2 separate regions of the Homo sapiens genome follow, and region 2 is linked to region 1. A link is an interaction called in ENCODE POLR2A ChIA-PET data of the cell type or tissue named here. Cell type or tissue: OCI-LY7. All regions are shown on one strand. Each heading gives the region's core, and the rest is flanking DNA. Links, peaks and the distances in the headings are about the cores only. Region 1 overlaps WDR47 (WD repeat domain 47). Region 2 holds the start of LOC105378891 (a long non-coding RNA gene).

What was found. ChIA-PET counts read pairs that join two places held together with the same protein. Peaks named below come from ENCODE experiments on the same cell type or tissue, not always from the same donor. Only the 100,000 strongest peaks of a DNase experiment are listed, where the experiment ranks them.
Region 2: POLR2A ChIA-PET joins it to region 1 with 17 read pairs; 4 of 35 experiments call an interaction of 5 or more read pairs at or near these places.

What each region holds. Positions count from the first base shown.
Region 1 is chr1:109,018,443-109,023,823 of GRCh38, reverse strand. WDR47 (WD repeat domain 47) reads left to right here. Exons shown (of 15, transcript NM_001142551.2): 2 at 303-469. The coding sequence starts at 312. Among named protein-coding and RNA genes, the nearest start is that of WDR47, 21 kb to the left of the region's middle. In OCI-LY7, for the core only: no CTCF peak of the experiment used is centred there; no DNase peak of the experiment used is centred there.
Region 2 is chr1:108,811,721-108,817,101 of GRCh38, reverse strand. It overlaps AKNAD1 (AKNA domain containing 1), which reads left to right. Exons shown (of 16, transcript NM_152763.5): 15 at 1-54; 16 at 800-1,201. The coding sequence ends at 931. It overlaps LOC105378891 (a long non-coding RNA gene), which reads right to left and starts at 3,512. Exons shown (of 5, transcript XR_947687.3): 1 at 3,460-3,512. In OCI-LY7, for the core only: no CTCF peak of the experiment used is centred there; no DNase peak of the experiment used is centred there.

The DNA of each region.
Region 1 (5,381 bases), core at 204-5,203:
GTTTCATCTTTATCTCTTCCCACTCTTCTCTTCTATTATTTTCATGTAAATCACAAAGTTTATATCATTTAATCTGTAATTATTCCAATATGTATTTCAAAGATAAGGACTTTAAAAAATCATGGCCATACCATTGTCACATATTAAAGAACGACTTGGTTTTGATAAATACTAAGTTAACTTCACTTCAGAATATGTGTACTAAAGATTCCCAGTAAACCTGTTATGTGTAGTTGCCAGGCAGTTAAACTTAGAAATAAATCAATAGGACTAGCTTTATTGTTTTTCTGTTTCATATTTAGGCTATCAATATGACGGCTGAAGAAACAGTGAATGTAAAAGAGGTTGAAATCATTAAGCTAATTTTGGACTTCCTGAATTCAAAGAAGCTTCACATTAGTATGCTGGCCCTGGAGAAGGAAAGTGGAGTCATAAATGGCCTGTTTTCAGATGATATGCTTTTCCTGAGGTATGATTTCATTATACTGTGAAGTTTGTAGCTCCTTCGAAGAAATGTTAAGTATTAATAAGGTAATATATATAATACAGATAGAACTTTATAATCATGAAAAGGCTATGTAAGTATAATTTTAAAAAATATTTTATTTTATTTTATTTTTTGAGACGGAGTCTTGCTCTGTCACCCAGGCTGGAGTGCAGTGGCGAGATGTCGGCTCACTGCAAGCTCCGCCTCCCGGGTTCACGCCATTCTCCTGCCTCAGCCTCCTGCGTAGCTGGGACTACAGGCGCCCATCACCACGGCCAGCTAATTTTTGTATTTTTAGTAGAGATGGGGTTTCACCATGTTAGCCAGGATGGTCTCGATCTCCTGACCTCGTGATCTGCCCACCTTGGCCTCCCAAAGTGCTGGGATTACAGGCGTGAGCCACCGCACCCGACCTAAAAAAATATTTTAAAAATAGAACATTTACAAAATAGGCTGGGCGTGGTGGCTCACGCCTGTAATCCCAGCACTTTGGGAGGCTGAGGCAGGCGGATCACTTGAGGTCAGGAGTTTTGAGACCAGCCTGGCCAACATGGTGAAATCCCGCCTCTACTAAAAATATAAAAATTAACCGGGCATGGTGGCACATGCCTGTAATCCCAGCTAGTCGGGAGGCTGAGGCAGGAGAATCATTTGAACCAGGGAGACGGAGGTTCCAGTGAGCTGAGATCGCACCGTTGCACTCCAGCCTGGGCAGCAGAGTGAGACTCCGTCTCAAAAATACAAAAATAAAAAAAAGGAACATTTACAAAATAATGCTTTCTGTAGAATGTTTTCAGTAGTAAGACCCAGAGGTCTGTTAAAAAGAACAAGAGTCATCACTCCATTGTGGTTGTGGTATGATAATAAAAGATATTTGACTAAGAAAATCGGACTTTGAAAAGGTAAAGAAAATGTTTCTGAAATACCATTTTTTGGCCATAGAAATAAGATGTGTTCATTATAGAAAATATAGAAAGATAAATAAAAGAAAAATTACCCCACCACACAGACATAATATTGTTCTTATTCCTTGCTGTTTTCATTCTTAGAGTGTAAATTCTGTGCATCTTTTTTTTGCATCTATTAAAAATAACAATTCTGTTGTGTTTATGATTTAGAATCATGCCTTATCTATTAACATCACAAGGTTTCTCTGTGTGATTACAAACTTATATTTAAAAAATTTTCAGGCTGGGCATGGTGACTCAAACCTGCAATCCTAGCCATTTGCGAGTCCAAGGCAGGCGGATCACCTGAGGTCAGGAGTTTGAGACCAGACTGGCCAACGTAGTGAAACCCCGTCTCTACTAAAAATACAAAAATTAGCTGGGTGTGGTGGTGCATGCCTCTAGTCCCAGCTACTCGAGAGGCTAAGGCAGGAAAATCACTTGAGCCCGAGAGGCAGAGGTTGCAGTGAGCCATGATGGTGCCACTGTACTCCAGCCTGGGCGACAGAGCAAGACTAAATAAATAAATAAATAATAAATTAAATAAATAATAAATTAAAAAAGGCCAGGCGTGGTGGCTTACGCCTGTAATCCCAGCACTTTGGGAGGCTGAGCCGTGTGGATCACTTAAGGTTAGGAGTTCGAGACCAGCCTGGCCAACGTGGTGAAATCCCGTCTCTATTAAAAATACTAAAATTAGCTGGGCATAGTGGTGCATGCCTGTAATTCCAGCTACAAATAAAAAATTTCAGTTTACTTAATTTCCTAATGGCTCCCCTAATTTTAAACAATTGTTCCCAATTTATCTTAAATAATTGCTCTACAGAACATTTTATACTTGCGCCTTTTTTTTTTTTTTTTTGAGATAGAGGCTTGCTTTGTCACCTAGGCTGGGGTGCAGTGGCATGATCTCAGCTCACTACAACCTCCACCTCCTGGGTTCAAGTGATTCTCTCGCCTTAGCCTCCCAGGTAGCTGGGACTACAGGTGCACACCACCACGTCCGGCTAATTTTTGTATTTTTAGTAGAGGCAAGGTTTCACCATTTTGGCAAGGCTGGTCTCAAACTCCTGACCTCAGGTGATCTGCCTGCCTCGGCCTCCCAAAGTGCTGGGATTACAGACATGAGCCACTGCACCTAGCTGAGACTTTTTCTATATATTGGATTATTTCCTTAGGACAAGATTCTTAGAGGTGGAATTGCAAGGCAAAGTGAAGTAACATGTTTGCCAAAATGGAAAGCTAAATATATTCTAGTCTGAATTGGATAGAAACGGAAAATCCCAAATTTGCAGGCAGAAGTGTATTCTATTTTTATGAGATACCAAATATCCTTGACAAGAAGTACAGATTCTTGGACATGTGGCATTTTGTGACTTGGAAAGCCTCAAGAAATGAAGTGTTCCTCCCAGGAGGCAGAGGTTTCAGTGAGTTGAGATCGTACCATTGTATTCCAGCTTGGGCGACAAGAAGGAAACTCCATCTCAGAAAAAAAAAAAAAAATGAAGTGTTCCTAGCTTATGAAAAGGAACCATTCAACAACAACAACAATAACAGCAATAACAAAGCTTTATTATATTAGGGGACTCTATTTAAACTTGTTGCACTTCCCTATATTTTGTGTTATGAATATCATCCAGCCCCAGGGAGCTTAGTTAATAGTGTAGTATTTTTTTAAGCACTATCTTTGAAGCATTAATACTCCTAGAAGTTAACAGTGGCAGCTCTCAAGTACCCTCCTGCTTGATTTATGATGAAATTTTACTGGTCTGAGGTGAAATGCAAAGAATAATAAAATAGTAGGTTTTTCATTAAACTAAATATGTTCGGCTGGGCACAGTGGCTCACGCCTGTAATCCCAGCACTTTGGGAGGCCAAGGTGGGTGGATCACGAGGTCAGGAGATCGAGACCATCCTGGCTAATGCGGTGAAACCCCCCGTCTCTACTAAAAATACAAAAAATTAGCCAGGCGTGGTGGCGGGTGCCTGTAGTCCTAGCTACTTGGGAGGCTGAGGCAGGAGAATGGTGTGAACCCAGGAGGCAGAGCTTGCAGTGAGCCGAGATCGTGAGCTTGCAGTGAGCTGAGATCGTGCCACTGCATTCCAGCCTGGGCGACAGAGCAAGACTCTGTCTCAAAAAAAAAAAAAAAAAAACAACTAAATATGTTCATCTTAAAGGGCTTGCCTTTGAAATTGTGTCCTTTCTTACATTTTAAATATTGAAATGCACCTTTATAAAATGATTATGATATACAGTGATTGCCTTATTTTTATTTAAAAAATTTCTTTATGTTAATTTTTTTTTTATAAAGGTAGGATCTTGCTATATTGCCCTTGGCTGATCTTGAACTCCTGGCCTCAAATGATTCTCCCACCTTGGCCTCCCAAAGTGCTAGGATTTACAGGCATGAGCCACTGTGCCCATCTTGCTTTTATTAATATTTCTTCTTTGCAGCATATTGTTAATCCTATGTAGGTCTTCCTGCCCATCCTTCCCATTTAAAATTTCTCTGTTCTAAAACATTCAAAAATAGGGAAATTGCCGTTGTGTAAGAAAAGATGTAAGAATGCCTTGTAACTTTTGGATATTCCCATAGACCATTTAAAGTAGGATGAAACTTGTTCTTATTCCTTGCTGTTTTCATTCTCAGTGTAAACTGTATTCTCAAAGCTGTAGATTTCACATAGAATTCACAATGTAGAGCAGAGTTTCTCAGCCTTGGCACTGCTAGCATCTGGGCCAGATAATTCTTTGTTGTGGAGGGTTGTCCTTTGTTGTAGGATGTTAACGGCATCCCCAACTAGATCCCAGTAGATCTACCCACTAGATCCCAGTAGTATCCCCAGTTGTGACTACCAAAAATGTCTTTAGATGTTGCCAAATGTCCTGACAGAATGCAAAATCACCCCCAGTTGAGATGGATTTTCACCATGGTGCCTCAGCCTCCTAACATGTTGGGATTACAGGTGTGAGCCACCACTCCCAGCTTTTTTTTTTTTTTTTTTTGAGACAGAGTCTCACTCTGTCGCCCAGGCTGGACTGCAGTGGCGTGACTTCGGCTCACTGTAACGTGCCTTGTAGGTTCAAGCAATTCTCCCTGCCTCAGCTTCCCGAGTAAGCTGGGATTACAGGCACCTGCCACCACGCCTGGCTAATTTTTGTATTTTTAGTAGAGATGGTGTTTCGCCATGTTGGCCAGCCTGGTCTTGAACTCCTGACCTCAGGTGATCTGTCTGCCTCGGCCTCCAAAAATGCTGACAGCCACCATGCCTGGCCCACTCCCAGCTTTTAAAATTCTTTTTACTTTTTTTTTGAAACAGGGTCTTGCTATGTCACCTAGGCTGCCAGGCTGGAGTGGAGTGGCATGATCATGGTCACTGCAGCCATGACCTTCTTGACTCAAGCGATTATCCCACCTCAGCCTTCTGAATAGCTGGGACTACAGGCATGTACCACCATGCCCAGCTAATTTTTAAATTTTTTGTAGAGATGGGGTTTTGCATGTTGCCCAGGCTAGTCTTGAACTGCTGGGCTCAAATGATCACCTGTTCTTTCTTTTTTGTGTGTGTTTTTTTGAGACAGGGTCTCACTCTGTTGCCCAGGCTGGAGTGCAGTGGCACAATCTCAGCTCACTGCAGCCTTGACATCTGGGCTCAAGTGATCCTCCCACCTCAGCCTCCCGAGTAGCTGGGACCACAGGCATGCACAACCATGCCTGGCTAATTTTTGTATTTTTTGTAGAGCCAGGGTTTCGCCATGTTTCCCAGGCTGGTTTCGAACTCCTGAGCTCGAGTGAATTGCTTACCTTAGCTTCCTAAAGTGCTGGGACCACAGACATGAGCCACTGCGCCCAGCCACTTGTTCTTAAAATAATATATAATAGCTTTAAAACTGTAAGATGAATATGGAAATATAGGAACTTTAAAGCTTAGTCCATTTTTTTTTT
Region 2 (5,381 bases), core at 61-5,060, 210 kb after region 1:
TCTGGAAGCAAATCCTTATGTGACTTTGATAGCACTGAAGAAATAAAATCTGAGGTGAGGACTTAGAAAATCATTCGAGAAGCATTGCAGCTCGTAAGTTTGATCTTGATGCCCACAGAACTGGCAGCTCTTAAGTTATTACAGTATCAGAGCTTCAGAAAATGCTCTGCTAAAGACAATTTTGTGCTCAGAACTAAGCTAAAGACACACAGCCTCAGCAGTCGCAAGGTTTGTATTATTCTAAATTGGTTCCAAGGGAAATTTCCTGGAGAAAGTGATTTGTGGGTGGTGCCTCAGCTACAGGATTTCCCTGGCCGGGGGTTGAAGGCACTGGGTCTGTTCCAGTGACACTGTGATCAGAGTTGCCAACAGTTTCCTATTTCAAATCACTAACTCGAATCCCCAGGCCACTTTCAAATGTTTCCATACGCATGCGCTGTATCCCTGAATACCCTCTCAGTGGTTATGGCCCCCCAATCCCCATCAATGGCCTCTAAGAGCTGTTCTTTTTTTCTCTTTCTCTGCGGCAGGGAAACAGCCCAGCTGGCGGCTGACCTCACCCTCTGATTCATGCTCATCAGTCACGTGCTGGTCTTTTTTTCAATCCCTTTCCCTAACAAATATATTCCATCTCAGACTGGTCTCCTAGGAAACCAACCCTCAAAAACAGAAATAGACCAAGAGGAAAACAGGAATACTCCCCAAATTCCACCTTGTAATGTTTAATAATGAGAGAACCCAAAGAACAGAAACAGCAGTTAGTTTATGTAATTAAAATGTGTGGACTTTTCCTCTGTAGATTTTAAACTCGGCTTTGGATCATGCCCTAAGGACAGCAACCATTTTGAAAGAAACTACAGATCAAATGATTAAAACGATTGCAGAAGACCTTGCTAAAGCACAGAGGTGGAGGAATCGACTGAAATACTAGTTCAACGCTAGGCTACCAAGGATTCAAAAGAAAAAAATGCAAAGAAAACTTGATCTTCCCCCAAAATGTATTTTACTTACTACACAATTTAGGAAGATGACTTTCTAGAGAAAACACAGAAACCATAAGAAATGGGTAACACAAAGTACTTAAAGGAAAAAGAAAAAAGAAAGGACTTCTGATTCTTAAAATCAAAAGCAACCAACAAGTATTTATTTTAAAATAAATCTATGTTCTTCTTAACTCATAATAAAAGAAATCAAAACAAAACAATGAATTTCCTTTTATCTATTAGTCTGAAAAAAGATTAAAGTTTGAAGAAACCCTGTGTCAGTGAGGATGGAGGGAAACTGGTACTCTCATATGCTGTTGGCAGAAATGCAACCTTTTTGGAAGACTATTTGGTAATATCTACCAAGTTCCACAAATTCCAAATCATGTACCTTCAGAGCAGCAATTCCACTTCTAGGAATTTCTTTTACATATAAGCCACACAATGTGGCATGATATATGTACAGGGAAGGGCACTGGAGCACTGATGGTAACAACCCCAAGGGGGAACTAATCTAAATACCCCCTGTGATGATTCATAAATGACAATACTTTGTGGCCACCGAAAAGAATGAGGTTGGATTATCTGCAAAAGTCAGTGAAAGAAGCAAGATGCCTAAGCATATATATAGAGAGTTGTAACCTCTGGGGTCTTTCTATGTTGCCCAGGCTGGACTTGAACTTCAAGCAATCCTCCCGCCTTAGCCTACTGAGTGGCTGGGACTACAGGCACACACCAATGTGCCTGGCTCTTCATTTGTGTATTTTTTTTAAAAGGGCATACGTATTTTCAGGAAAGATACCTAAAAATCTGAAGTGAACCTCTAGTAAAGGAAACTGGGAGTTTTGGGGGAGAAAGGGGTTTTTACCTTCTTTTCTGTACTATATGAAATTCTCACAATATACTTATAAGTCAAAATTATTTGTTTAAAGATCGCTTGAAGTCAGAAATATGTGAAAATAATAGCCTTAATGAAATTTTGGAAAAGACAATTCATTAAAACTGTGTACCAGAGATTAAGTACATTTTCATGCAGACCAGAGCAGGCTTTTTTTTTTTTCCTTCCAGATCAAGCTTTTGCTTTCCTTCTTTAAGAGTGATTTATTACCTCCTTAGTGACAGCACAGCAGGGTATTGGCTCTTTCCCCCTTCCCTGAAACTTCTGATTTTCATTCACCCTAGACATTCAACAAATGGTTTCCCAACTCCCAGAGTTTGGCTCAGTGGTCAGGAGGGAGTTGAATCTATTCCCACTTTAGATTTTCGTGCCAATGTGAGCAGCTGGTATTCGTCTAGCTGGCTGGAGAATGGACTGTTTTTAACTTTGGGGTTTGTAAATTGGTTTAGGGTGCCCTGGAAGAGATAATGCACAGGTCAGTCTGAAAATACCTCTGACTTTATGGCCAAATTTACTTCAGGCTGTGGCACTGTAAGGAAGATAGCAAGGAACCATGGCTGGTATTAGAAAAAACAGAGCTTAAACTGTGTATGTTCTATTAAATAAAACTTATGGGAGGTCATTTTTTTGGACTAAGCTCCTACAGGGGACCCCAACAGACCAGACCAAACTAGAATGGAGTCACTCATGCTAGGTGCCACGTAATCAAACTGAACTTTAAAATAGGTCAGTTTAAAAGAAAAAAAAAAGACCCAGAACATTCACAGTATCCCATTAGAAGGGGCCCCGTCAACCTGAGCTGGCATAAGGAAGTCCCCTCTGCTTTAACCCATATAAAGACACCTTTTGTTCCTTGTTTCCATTTTCTTCTGTTTTTTTCTGCCTATAAAGCCCACTCCTGTGCTCAGCCTTTCTATTTCATAGATAGGATGCTGCCTGATTCATAAATTGCTAATAAAAGCCAATTAGGTCATTAGACTTAATTTGTTGACATTTTGGTTTTTGGCAGTTCCAAGAGGCTTCCAGTATCATCACATATCTAAATTTAATCACAACTTGCTAATCTGTTTTGTATGTTAGTACCACTATCTCATCCCCAAGTTTAAAATCATATACTTCTCTGGCTTGAAGTGTTCTTATATGATTCATTAGTTCTTAACCTTTTTTGGGCTCATTTTTTGGGAATCTGGTGAAAGCTATGGAGTCTCCCTTCCCCCATGCTCTGCCTTCTCGTGGAAAAGAATACATTCATTTTTAAAAGTTCGTGGACACCATGAAACAAATCCATGGAACCTTGGTTAGAAACGTCTACCATTAACGAATATTTCTAAATCCCTCAAATTAACATTTATAGAAATTGGTAATTATAATCATTTTTGATTTAAAAATATGGCCCATTTCTGCTTTATCAAACCATATTCTAAATGTAATTTTCCATTTCCTTGAAGATTAGGGGTCATTATGAGCAATCACTGCAACACGACTAATCTAAGAAATAGCAAAAAAGGGCAGGCAATGCCCTTAAGGAGTTCCACAAAGACACTAGGCTCTGATTTACAAGGATAATTTTATACTTACTGATCCTGTAGTCTTGGCCATCTCCTCCCTCATGCAATTCTTGTGTCAATTCTAATGACCTCTCTTCTAATTCTGTTCGAGTAATAAACCAGAAAAACAAGCTTGTGAAGTAAAAGTAATGGTACCCCTAATGCTGGCATCAAGGGACTCAGCATTGCCTGAGGGCTGTAAAGAAACACCTGGCAGTCTCCAGGGTGCACAGGCCTCTCAGTATTTACTCCAAGGTCTAGCTGTGCTCTGGCCGCTGGAAGCTGCCAGCAGGATGCAATGGGACTGTCTATAGAGGGCTTTTTATCATCTTTTTATTATTTTTTTTTATTTTTATTTTTTTTGAGACGGAGTCTCACTCTGTCGCCCAGGCTGGAGTGCAATTGCGGGATCTCGGCTCACTGCAATCTCTGCCTCCCAGGTTCAAGTGATTCTCCTGCCTCAGCCTCCCGAGGGATTATAGGCACCCACCACCACACCCAGCTAATTTTTGTATTTTTAGTAGAGATGGGATTTCACCATGTTGGTCAGGCTGGTCTCCAATCCCTGACCTCAGGTGATCTGCCTGCCTCGGCCTTCCAAAGTGCTGGGATTACAGGCGTGAGCCACTGCGCCCGGCCTATCATCTTTAAGACAAAGTTCTAGCCATCCCCTTTAGTTAACTATTATAGTTTGCAAAAGAAATCTCATCTTTTTATCCTATTATAATCTTGCTGTTAATGAATTATATAAAATAGGCCTAATTTGTACTAAATACGAATATGTGTTTATATTTAATAGAAAAAACATTGTTTTGGTGTTAAAAATTTTCCTATAGAAGGAAGACATTTCTTGCTCCTTTGATTTTAGAAGAAATCTGCTTGCATTCCAATAGGACTTACAATGGGTACAAATACCTAGGGAAGAACTGAGTTATGGAGGTGTCGTATCTTACACAATAAACTGTGGGGTCAGGCCCTTTGGGGCTCAAATCCAAGACTTTTGAGATCTTGTGAACTCCTATTGTGATCCTGGAGCAGTAAAGGCTAAGGGTCTAGGAACCAGGATAACAGGATTAATAAAGATATCCTTATTTATTTACTAATATGATTGAAGAATGTGAATCCACTGTACTTTATAAATAAAGCACATTTCAACAGGAAGCAAATCTGTGTTTCAGAGACAGTGAATAAATGGTTTCCATTGGTTGCAACAACAAAAAAGTCTTTTTCTGGGTCTTGAAATCAAAACCTGTAATTTTTTTTTTTCAGACAGGGACTGACTCGCCCAGGCTGAAGTGCAGTGGTGTGATCACAGTTCACTGCAGCCTCCACCTCCTTGGTTCAAGCAATCCTCCTGCCTCAGCCTCTTGAGTAGTAGCTGGGATCACAGGTACGTGTCACCACACCCAGCTTTTTTTTTTTTCCTTTTTTTGTAAAGATGTGGTCTCACTTTTGGAATATTCATAGAACGAAAAAAAAAAAAAAAAGATGTGGTCTCACTATGTTGCTCAGGCTCGTCTCAAACTCCTGGGCTCAAGTGATCCTCCTGCTTTGGCCTGTAATTGCTAATTCTATGGGGGAAAAAAAATCAGCTTATACAAGGAATTTATGTGAGATGACGTCTTATGGCTTCAAATTCATAAGAGATTTTGTAAACAAAGGGTCTCTGCAATTCAAAGCTTAACATATATGTGAAATACAGGACTCAAAACATCCGATATCAGTGTGATCAGGGTAAAGTGGTCACTGAGATGTCAAGTGATCAAATGAATAAACAGTCCAGTGTTTGCTGTCATCACACTCTTAGTTCCATTTGTTCCAGGCCATTGGATTAATCTAAATACCTATTCCACACATGTTCTGACCCTGGAGAGGGAGTTACTGAGGCACACAAAGATCTCAGATAAAATGCAGACACCAAAAACTAATCCTCTTACTGGAGATATATTGTTT